Regions from separate parts of the Homo sapiens genome. Here region 1 is linked to region 2. A link is an interaction called in ENCODE POLR2A ChIA-PET data of the cell type or tissue named here. Cell type or tissue: PC-9. All regions are shown on one strand. Links, peaks and the distances in the headings refer to the core of each region. The heading gives the core; the rest is flanking DNA.

Region 1 (4,956 bases), core at 58-4,057, 240 kb after region 2:
CCCTGCCCCACTCCTGTATCAATGACAGACCCCCTCCAGTCTCTACAAAAAAATTAAAAATTAGTTGGGTGTGATGGCACATGCCTATAGTCCTGGCTACTTGGGAGGCTGAGATGGGAGGATTGCTTGAGCCCAGGAAGTCAAGGCTGCAGTGAGCTGTGATCATACCACTGCACTCCAACCTGGGCAATAGAACAAGACCCTGTATGTAAAACAAACAAACAAAAGAAAACTGTTGTTTCTAAGCAGCCCACACCATTCTGTTCCTACAATAGAGTTTCATTCACCATTGAGACTGTCTGCAGATTTTTAGGGAAATCATCAGGATGTGCCCTTTATGTATAAAAACACTTCTGGTTCCAACGTCAGACTGAGCTAGTATGGAACGTTTTAAAAACTTTTTTTATTTTTATCTTTTAAATGTAGTTACATAAAATAGAGACAGGGTCTCCCTGTGTTGTCCAGGCTGGTCTCAAACTCCTAAGCTCAAGGGATCCTCCTGCGTTGGCGTCCCAAAGTGCTAGGATTACAGGCATGAGCCACCGCGCCTGGCTGGGAACCTTTTCTAACACAAACACCAGAAAACCCTGCCTATTATATTACAAGAAAGGAAGCAAGCAAGCACACAGGGAAAGAAAGTAAATTCATTGCTGGCCGGGCGCGGTGGTTCATGCCTGTAATCCCAGCATTTTGGGAGGCCGAGGCGGGTGGATCACGAGGTCAAGAGCTTGAGACTATTCTGGCTAACACGGTGAAACCCTGTCTCTACTATAATTATAAAAATATTAGCCGGGCGTGGTGGCGGGCGCCTGTAGTCCCAGCTACTCAGGAGGCTGAGACAGGAGAATGGCATGAACCCGGGAGGCAGAGCTTGCAGTGAGCTGAGATTCTGCCACTGCGCTCCAGCCTGGGTGACAGAGCAAGACTCCGTTTCAAAAAAAAAAAAGTAAATTCATTGCTGAACGTGTAAGAGGAAATCCTCAGGAGTCAAAAACAAAAAGGGAACCAGAGCAATAAGATGTGGCCTGATGTCTCTCTTGTCCTGGAGGTGGTTGTTGGATACAGACAGGACCCAGCTGCTAGAGACTTGGGTTTTACTACACATGTAATGATGGGAGATGGAACCTTGGGTCCATGTGGCCCTGAGAGTTGGAACTGAAGCCCATGTATAAAGACTGGGGGGCCGGGTGTGGTGGCTCACACCTGTAATCCCAGCACTTTGAGATGCTGAGGTGGGAAGATAGCTTGAGCCCAGGAATTCGAGACCAGCCTGGGCAACAAAGTGAGACCATGTCTCTACAAAACATAAAAAGATCAGCCGGGTGTGGTGACATTCCTATGGTCCCAGCTACTTGGAAGGCTGAGGCAGGAGGATCACTTAAGCTTGTAATGAGCCATGTTCGCCCCACTGCACTCCAGCCTGGGCAACCGAGTGAGGCGCTGTCTTAAGGAGGAAAAAAAAAAAAAAAGACTGGATACTCCTCCCAGACTATATATTCATTGAAGAGAGTTCTAGAAACTGTTCAGTACAACAGTCCAGAGAAATAGAAAGGAAGCTTGTCTCTGCCTGGGATGCATAGAAGTGAGGATCAGGGCAAGTCAACCATGGAAAATCAAAACTGTAAGCCTACACTGTGAATGGATTTGGGAACCCTATTTGTAGATTAGATTTGTAGGGATTTGTGCTGCCCTCCTGGTATTGATAGCTTCAGCTAAGAAAGCAGTGCAAAAATTGGTCCTGGGCAAGTAATATCCATGCACAACTTCTCTGTAGAGACATCGTTACAACCCAAGCCAAATGGAATGCTCACAACAGAAAAACATAAAGTAGTCAAGGAAACGATCTACCATATTTAACCATCAGCGACCTAATAAACAGGAAAATTAGCACCCACAATAACTTGAGACAATAGCATAATTTATAAAGAGATTGTAAAATAAATGTGGGCTGGGTGCAGTGGCTCCTGCCTGTAATCCTAGCACTTTCGGAGGCCAAGGCAGGAGAATCACTTGAGGCCAGGAGTTCAAGACCAGACTGGACAACACAGCAAGACCTTGTCTCTCAAAAACAAGAACAAAAAACGAAAGCAAATATGTTAAAACTATTTTAAAAGGAATGGGAATTACACAAGGATTTGGAGAAACGAACCCTTGTGCGCTTTTGGTGGGAATGTAAGTGCAGCTGCTATGGAAAACAAGATGAAAGGTAGTGGTGGAAGGACCTCTTACAAAGTGCCTAGAATTAATAGTCACCTTAATAGTTTTACCATATACAGAGATAAACTGATTAAAGTGACTAGTATATGTAAAAGTAGCCACTCATTTAAAAAAACCGTGGGGGTCGGCCAGGCGTGGTGGCTCACACCTGTAATCCCAGGATTTTGGGAGGACCAGGAGGGCGGATCGTGAGGTCAGGAGTTTGAGACCAGCCTGACTAACATGGCGAAACCCCGTCTCTACCAAAAATACAAAAATCAGCTGGGTGTGGTGGCGGGCACCTGTAATCCCAGCTACTCAGGAGGCTGAGGCAGGAGAATCACTTGAACCCATGAGGCAGAGGTTACAGTGAGCTGAAATAGTGCCATTGCACTCCAGCCTGGGCAACAGAGTGAGACTCCATCTAAAAAAAAAAAGACTGTTGGGGCCAAGAACTTCAGCTTCTGGCCAGGTTGGAATAACAGGGACTAGATTTACTCTTTCTACTGAAACAACCGAGAAAAGGGAAATCATATAGCAAATGTTTCTCAAGACACTGACCACCAGGCAACAAAAGATATATTCTTCTTTCTTTTGTATTTAGAGACTGTATTAGTCCATTTTCACACTGCTATGAAGACAAACCCAAGACTGGGTAATTTATTTATTTATTTTTGTTGCCTGAGATGGACTCTTGCTCTGTCACCTAGGCTGGAGTGCAGTGGCACGATCTCAGCTCACTGCAACCTCTGCCTCCCGATTTCAAGCAATTCTCCTGCCTCAGCCTCCCGAGTAGCTGGGATTACAGGCACACACCACCATGCCTGGCTAATTTTTGTATTCTTAGTAGAGATGGAGTTTCACCATGTTGGCTAGGCTGGTCTCAAACTCTTGACCTAGTGATCCACCCGCCTTGGCCTCCCAAAGTGTTGGGATTACAGGTGTGAGCCATCGTGCCTGGCAAGACTGGGTAATTTGTAAAGGAAAGAGGCTTAATTGACTCACAGTTCAGCATGGCTGGGGAAGCCTCAGGAAACTTACAATCATAGTGGAAGGCAAAGGGGAAGGAAGCAAGGCACCTTCTTCACAAGGTGTCAGGAAGGAGAAGTGCCCAGTAAAGGGGTAAGAGCCTCTTATAAAACCATCAGATCAGGCCAGGCGCGGTGGCTCACACCTGTAATCCCAGCCCTTTGGGAGGCCGAGACAGGCGGATCACAAGGTCAGGAGCTCAAGATCATCCTGGCTAACACGGTGAAACCCCATCTCTATAAAAATACAAAAAAATTAGCTGGGCGTGGTGGCGGGCACCTGTAGTCCCAGCTACTAGGGAGGCTGAGGCAGGAGAATGGCGTGAACCCGGGAGGTGGAGCTTGCAGTGAGCCGAGATCACGCCACTGCACTCCAGCCTGGGTGACAGAGTGAGACTCTGTCTCAAAAAAAAAAAAAAAAAAAAAAATCAGATCTCATGAAAATTTACTCACTATCACAAGAACAGCATGGAGGAAACCACCCCCATGATTTAATTACCTCCCCCTCTCCCTTGACACATGGGGACTGTGGGGATAATGGGGATTACAATTTAAGATGAGATTTTGGGTGGGGGCACAGCCAAACCATATCAGAGACAGTCTCACTTTGTTACCCAGGCTAAAGTCCAGTAGCACGATCATAGCTCACTGCAGCGTTGACCTCCTGGGCTCAAGTGATCCTCACATCTCAGCCTCCCAAGCAGCTGGGACTACAGGCAATTGCCACCACACCCAGCTATTTTGTTGTTGTTGTTGGCGTTGTTTTTGAGACGGAGTCTTGCTCTGTCGCCCAAACTGGAGTGCAGTGGTGCGATCTCGGCTTACTGCAACCTCTGCCTCCCGGGTTCAAGCAATTCTCTGCCTCAGCCTCCCAAGTAGCTGGGATTACAGGTGCCCGCCACCACGCCCAGCTAATTTTTGTATTTTGAGGAGAAACTGGGTTTCACTATGTTGGTCAGGCTAGTCTTGAACTCCTGACCTTGTGATCCACCCACCTCGGCCTCCCAAAGTGCTGGGATTACAGATGTGAACCACTGCGCCTGGCCCACACCCTGCTATTTTTAAAAATTATTTTATGTTGCCTAGGCTGGTAGAATAGAAATTCTTGAAAGATGAGAAATAATCAAGGCGATCCCCATGATTGCTGGAGAAATATTAGCAGCTGGGGCAATCCAGGTGGAGCCTAGCAGGCTCACTGAATTGAGGAGATGGAGCTGGAAGTCCAGTGAGGGCAAGACAGCTAGAGTCAACAGGAAAGAGTACCAGAAAGGAAAGCGATGTAAGAGAAAATGCTGGAGAACTGCAGACAGCCCTGGCCTTGAGTATTCAGTTAAGTACTAATCAGCACATGTGTGACATAAATACCTGAGCCTGAGGAAAGAACAGGCTGAAAGGGTTAAAGACAACAATTCCTATAGCTTCCACCACCCAAGTGGAAAACCTCATAACTCACAGGCAATCAGGGAGAGTTCTGAGTGCTTGCTAGTGGGGAAACATGAAGCCTACACAAAACACCACTCTGGTCTTAGTTTAAAAGTTTAAAAAGACAAAGTTTTAAAATAAGACCCAAGAGAGAGTCAAACTAGTTTCAATTATGTTAATCACATCCCAGGTAAAAAGCTTAAGAATATTTGGAAATACAAAGATATCCAGCATCCTACAAGGTAAAAATTATGGCATCCACTTAAAAATCGCCAGGCATGCTGGGCACAGTGGCTCATGCCTGTAATCC
Region 2 (5,912 bases), core at 851-4,850:
CCCTGTCTCAAAAAAAAATTTTTAATAAACGTATTTATGTATTATAATTCATGTTAAGAGAGAAATGAATACCCACAGTAAACAGAGGTGGATTTCACTTGCCATAAATGGTGGGCTGGGGGAGAGGAGGGGACATGGTGGGGAGGGGATGAAAACAAAACCAGGATTACCAAGATTTTCATAAATAAAAAGACTGTCATTTTACAAACAAAACAAACAAGGGCTTTCCTAAGTGGTGAAACTATAAAGAACAGCAAAGAAATTAGCGTTATAAAAATTAGGATAGCCAGGCACAGTGGCTCACGCCTGTAAATCCCAGCACTTTGGGAGGCCGAGGTGGGCGGATCACTTGAGGTCAGAATATTGAGACCTGCCTGACCAACATGGTGAAACCCTGTCTCTACTAAAAATACAAAAATTAGCCCAGTGTAGTGGTGCACGCCTGTAGTCCCAGCTACTCGGGAGGCTGAGGCAGAAGAATCGCTTGAACCCGGGAGGCAGAGGTTACAGTGAGCTGAGACTGTGCCACTGCACTCCAGCCTGGGCGGCAGAGAGAGACTCCATCTCAAAAAAAAAAAAAAAAAAGATAGTGCTTTTCTCTGGGGATCAGGAGGCTGTCATGGGAAGAGATGGTGGGGGCCCCAGGGAACCCAGTTCTCCTTCTTTGTGTAGGATATTTTTACAGTCCTGTGTTAACCTGCACATATGAGCTTTATGCATTTTTTCCTGCATTTTATGTGTCACAATAAAACATGTTATAGAAACAAAAAGTAACCAGTGAAATACAAGTAATTTACAAAGGCACACATGAAAACAGGAGAGATGAGGCTAGGCGCAGTGGCTCACGCCTATAATCCCAACACTTTGGGAGGTCAAGGCAAGAGGATTGGTTGAGCCCAGAAATCTGAGACCAGCCTGAGCAACATAGCAACATCTTGTCTCTACAAAATATCATTTAAAAATTAGCCAGGCATGGTGGCATGCATCTGTAGTCCCAGCTACTCAGGAGGGTTGCTTAAGGCAGGAGGATTGCTTAAGCTCAGGAGTTTGAGGCTGTAGTTAGCTATGATTGCACCACTGCACTCCTGCCTGGGCAACAGAGTAAGACTCTGTTTCTTAAAATAAAAGAGGGGGTGACACTGAGCAGCAGGTCAGGGGTGACACAGCTGCTCAGGGGACAGTTTCAGGGGTTAAATATCCCAGAAACAGAGTGACCATCCAGGGGGTCCTGTGTGAGAGGCAGCTCCAGGCAGCAGCCCTCCCCCCACCCCCACGCTCCTTTCTTCTTCCCTACCCTCCCCTGAGCTCCCTGTATGGAAGCTCAAAGCTCAGAGTGGATTTCTGGAGGCCAGGATGGTGGGGTGAAAACAGCAGGAACCCACTCTTGGGGGACTATGAGCACCCCAATCACCAGGCGGGTGGGGAAAATTGAGCCCCTTTCAGTTCAGTTATGAGTCCCAGAGACATTCATGGCTATTTACTGCTAGCATCCGTTCTGATTCGTTGATGCCTGTGCCATTCAGTTGTCAAATATGTTTATGATCAGCCCCGCTAAGATGCATTAAAACACATGTGTATTAGTCCATTCTCACACTGCTATAAAGAACTACCTGAGACTGGGTAATTTATAAAGAAAAGAGGTTTAGGCCAGGCGTAGTGGCTCACGCCTGTAATCTCAGCACTTTAGGGGGCCGACGTGGGCGGATCACCTGAGCTCGGGAGTTCCAGACCAGCCTGACCAACATGGAGAAACCCTGTCTCTACTAAAAATAAAAAAAAATAAAAATAAATTAGCCAGGCGTGGTGGCGCATGCCTGTAATCCCAGCTACTCGGGAGGCTGACGCAGGAGAATCACTTGAACCCGAGAGGCGGAGGTTGCAGTGACCCCAGATTGTGCCATTGCACTCCAGCCTGGGCAACAAGAGCGAAACTCTGTCTAAAAAAAAAAAAAAAAGAAAGAAAGAAAGACAGAAAAGAGGTTTAATTGACTCACAGTTGCCCAGACTGTACAGGAAGCATGGCTGAAAGGCCTCAGGAAACTTACAATCATGGCAGAAGGCAGAGGGGAAGCAGGCACATCTTCACAATGGCAGAGCCGGAGAGAGAGCGCATGAAGGGGGAAGTGCCGCACACTTTTAAACCATCAGATCGCATGAGCACTCACTCCCTACCACGAGAACGCAAGGGGGAAATCCACGTCCACGATCCAACCACCTCCCACTAGAGCCCTCCTCCAATTTGACATGAGATTTGGGCAGGGACACAAACCCAAACCATATCAATATGTAATTACTGAAATTAAAACTGTCCACCAAAACACCATGAAATGTCACTCACATACCTCCAGTGGGGCACAGTGGGGCACGCAGTGCATTTTAGGACGTGGTAGGCATTACCTGGCCCTGCACAGGGCGACTCTAAGAACTAAACGGGCACTCCACAAGTGCTGAGCCCCACACAAAGTGTTAACGTGGTTAACACGACAGCCTTCCAGGAAGCTGGGAGCTGGGATATCCCCAGCACGGAGGACAATGCTGAAACAGACCCACAGGGCGCAGGGGCTCCCATGGGAACTCACAAGTGCTCTGCAGTTTGCCTGTCTCTCCTGCCTAAACAAGGAGCAGCTGGGGAAACTCAGGCTTGGCCAAAGCACCAACCATTCCCTCTCTCCCTCCACCACCTCCCCACCTTTTTTTTTTCCCTTCATTTTTCTCCTCTGTCTTCCAAGGAATTCAGAGTGCAGGTCTCACTATGAGTTCCCAGGCGAACCCACCTCTCCCGACTTCCTAAACTGTGAAAGGAAAATAAAACTTGGGACTCCAATTCACTCTACCCAAAGGAAAAAAATTAAGCTGAAAGCTGAGTCATGCAAGAAAACGCCTTCCCTTTTGTGCCTAAGCAGATAGGTAGAGATAAAAGGCCAGATATCTCCAATTACTCTGGTTCACCTTATCTTACTTAAAGTGCCAATTTACTGAGTGCTAGATGAATACATAATTGACGAGTCCCCCATCTACTCCTTTTCTCTTGCAACATGTGAATTCAGTAATATGACCACACCCTCCCTCGTTTCCCTCCAGCCTGCTTTTCCCCTTTAAGTACTGACACCCTCAAAATCATCTTTGTAGAAAGGCACAGACTGTTTCTGTGATTCTGTGTTCTGTTCTTCTGGGCATGTCCTTAACTTCGGCAAAATAAACTTCTCAATTGATTGAGGCCTGTCTCAAATACTTTTAGGTTTACAAAGCCCACTCCCATTTTTACTAAATGTGTGTCCACACATTTGGGAACAAAAGACACTGGGGACTCTAAAAGCAAGGAGGAGTCGGGCACGGTGGTGACTCTCGACTGTAATCCCAGCACTTTGGGAGGCCAAGGCAGGTGGATCACCTGAGGTCACTTCAAGACCAGCCTGGCCAGCGTGATGAAACCTCATCTCTACTAAAAATACAAAACTTAGCCGGGAGTGGTGGTCACGCCTGTAGTCCCAGCTACTCCGGAGGCTGAAGCACAAGAATCGCTTGAACCCAGGAGGCGGAGGTTGCAGTGGGCTGAGACCGTGCCACTGCACTCCAGCCTGGGAGACAGAGCAAGACCCTGTCTCCAAAATAAATAAAAAGCAAGGAGGGAAGGAGAGGGGCAGGGGTTGAAAAATTACCTATCGGGTCCTATGTTCGCTGTTTGGGTATTAACAGAAGCCCAAACCCATATCACACAATATATACCCACGGAACAAACCTGCCCACACACCCCCCCCGAATCTAAAATTAAGAACATTAAAATAAATCAATATGTGTCCACACACAGAGAGGCAGCCTGGAAGACTAGACGCCAACACATTCTTTTCTTCTTCATACAATGTTTGCATTTTCCGACTTCTTTTTACAACAAAGTCTGAAAATGAGAAGCGACCACGCAGCTGTGTGTGCAGGCAATAAAGCACGGTGTTGAGCAGGAAGCCCTCCTATGAGAAGAAGGAAGTCAGGGGCTGAGTCCTCATGGTGCCCTTCAATTGCTAAATGACCTTAGGCAAGTCCTTACCCTGTCTGGGCTTCAGTTTCCCCATCTGTTCTTTAACTCAAGCCCCCCTCCACCCATCTTTCCACCCTGCCGTGGGCCCTGGAAGGTTGGCCCCTGTGGACTGCATCACCCACACATCGTTGCTGGCTGGCTTCCAGGTTTCGGATGCTGGGAGGAGAGAGAGAAGTAGGGATATTTCTTCCTGCTTCCTTCCTTCTTCAGGTCTCATTCTGGGCAGTGGCTTAGTCCCTCAACCCCAGCTCTTGCTGGGTGGTTCTACTTTCTGTCTCCAGCTGTCAATGGACTTCAACAGCATAATCCCCTACCCCACCCCGGCAGGCTTCCCCTTGCTGCTGGTGCCTGGGAGCCTCTGCAGCCTTGGTTGGGGCTCTTTGCCCCGCCCACCTCTCCATAATAGTCCATGAAATCCATCTGAGTAGGATTCTGTTCTTCGCTGGAACTTCAAGCAATACAAGGAATGAGTAAAAATACTCGTATAAATACTATGGAATGAGTATAAATTTCCCAGACTATATCTTCAGGGATAAAAACCTATTACTTTCTCTATTTCTGCATATTTAATTTATCTGAGTTTTTGATTTTTTTTTTTTTTTTGGTCACTCTGTTGCCCAGGCTGAAGCGCAGTGGTGTGATCTCAGCTAACTGCAACCTCTGCCTCCCAGGTTCAAGTGATTCTCCTGTCTCAGCCTCCCGAGTAGCTGGGACTACAGGCACGAGCCACCGCTCCCAGCTAATTTTTGTATTTTTAGTAGAGACAGGGTTTCACCATGTTGGCCAGGCTGGTCTCAAACTCCTGACCTCAAGTGACCCACCCACCTTGGCCTCCCAAAGTGCTGGAATTACAGGCATGAGCCATCGCCCCGGCTTATCTGAGCTTTTAAGCTCCCATTTCCACTGAAGGTGGGAAACAGTTGCAAACATGAAGTACAGCAGCCACTTCACTCCACTGTTCTTTAGGTAAACACTCACTGAATTCAGATTTCAGACACGCATCCGGCATGCATACACACACACACACACACACACACACACTCCACCCAGAGGTGGTGCAGCTGGTGTGGGGAGGGGCTTACCTACCACTCCAGCATCTGGGGTGAGTCGCCTGGCTGGGAGGGTTCCTCGCTGACCTCGCTGGAGTCTGAGTCACCCCAGTCCCCACTGCCTCTGCAGAGGTGACTATAGGTCTGCCATGGTCCCTGATCACCCATTCCTGGGAGCCTGAGCCCCCCCAGGACAGTCATCCACCCCAGCTACGTGCACGCTCTCTCCAGGGGTGTGAGAACTCTAATCTGCTCCCTCACACTGTGCAGGATCCCAGATCCCCAGGAGGCTGTCCTGAGGCCACTGCATTCCAACACCTCCCTTTGCCACTGCTGCTCCACCAAAGTGGGCTTCTCTGTGAGTCTTCCGGGATCCCTACAACCTTAACATGGGTTTCTATCCTCTGAGGGATGGGGTGCTGGACTCATTCTTGGGGACCCAGTAACTCCTATCCCTAACCACACCTCCTCCATCTGCTCTTTTCCGAATCATCTCCTTTTGGGCAAGGGAACATTCTTCACTGTCACTCATTCTTCCCCACCCTGTGCTTCACGGTGTAAGTCACAAGCTCTGGGTCCCCATGGCTTTGTGTGTGCTGTGCCAAGCCAAGCTTAGGAAACTAAAAACACAGAAAACCTGCTGCAGCCTCCGCCTTCCGCGTACAAGCCATTCTCCTGCCTCAGCCTCCTGAGTAGCTGTGACTATAGGCGCACGCCACCATTCCAGGCTAGTTTTTGTATTTTTAGTAAGAGATGGGGTTTTGCCATGTTGGCCAGGCTGCTCTCGAACTCCTGACCTCAGGTGATCCACCCATCTCGGCCTCCCAAAT

The links. Peaks named below come from ENCODE experiments on the same cell type or tissue, not always from the same donor. Only the 100,000 strongest peaks of a DNase experiment are listed, where the experiment ranks them.
Region 1: POLR2A ChIA-PET joins it to region 2 with 8 read pairs; 2 of 35 experiments call an interaction of 5 or more read pairs at or near these places.

What each region holds. Positions count from the first base shown.
Region 1 is chr20:43,499,627-43,504,582 of GRCh38, reverse strand. No RefSeq gene overlaps it. Among named protein-coding and RNA genes, the nearest start is that of L3MBTL1, 5.6 kb to the left of the region's middle. In PC-9, for the core only: no CTCF peak of the experiment used is centred there; no DNase peak of the experiment used is centred there; H3K27me3 peaks cover 2,394 bases.
Region 2 is chr20:43,743,596-43,749,507 of GRCh38, reverse strand. The region is part of intron 1 of LOC101927200 (a long non-coding RNA gene); the gene reads right to left. Among named protein-coding and RNA genes, the nearest start is that of GTSF1L, 20 kb to the right of the region's middle. RefSeq lists an enhancer at 3,020-3,839. In PC-9, for the core only: no CTCF peak of the experiment used is centred there; a DNase peak (open chromatin) is centred at 2,977; H3K27ac peaks cover 1,356 bases.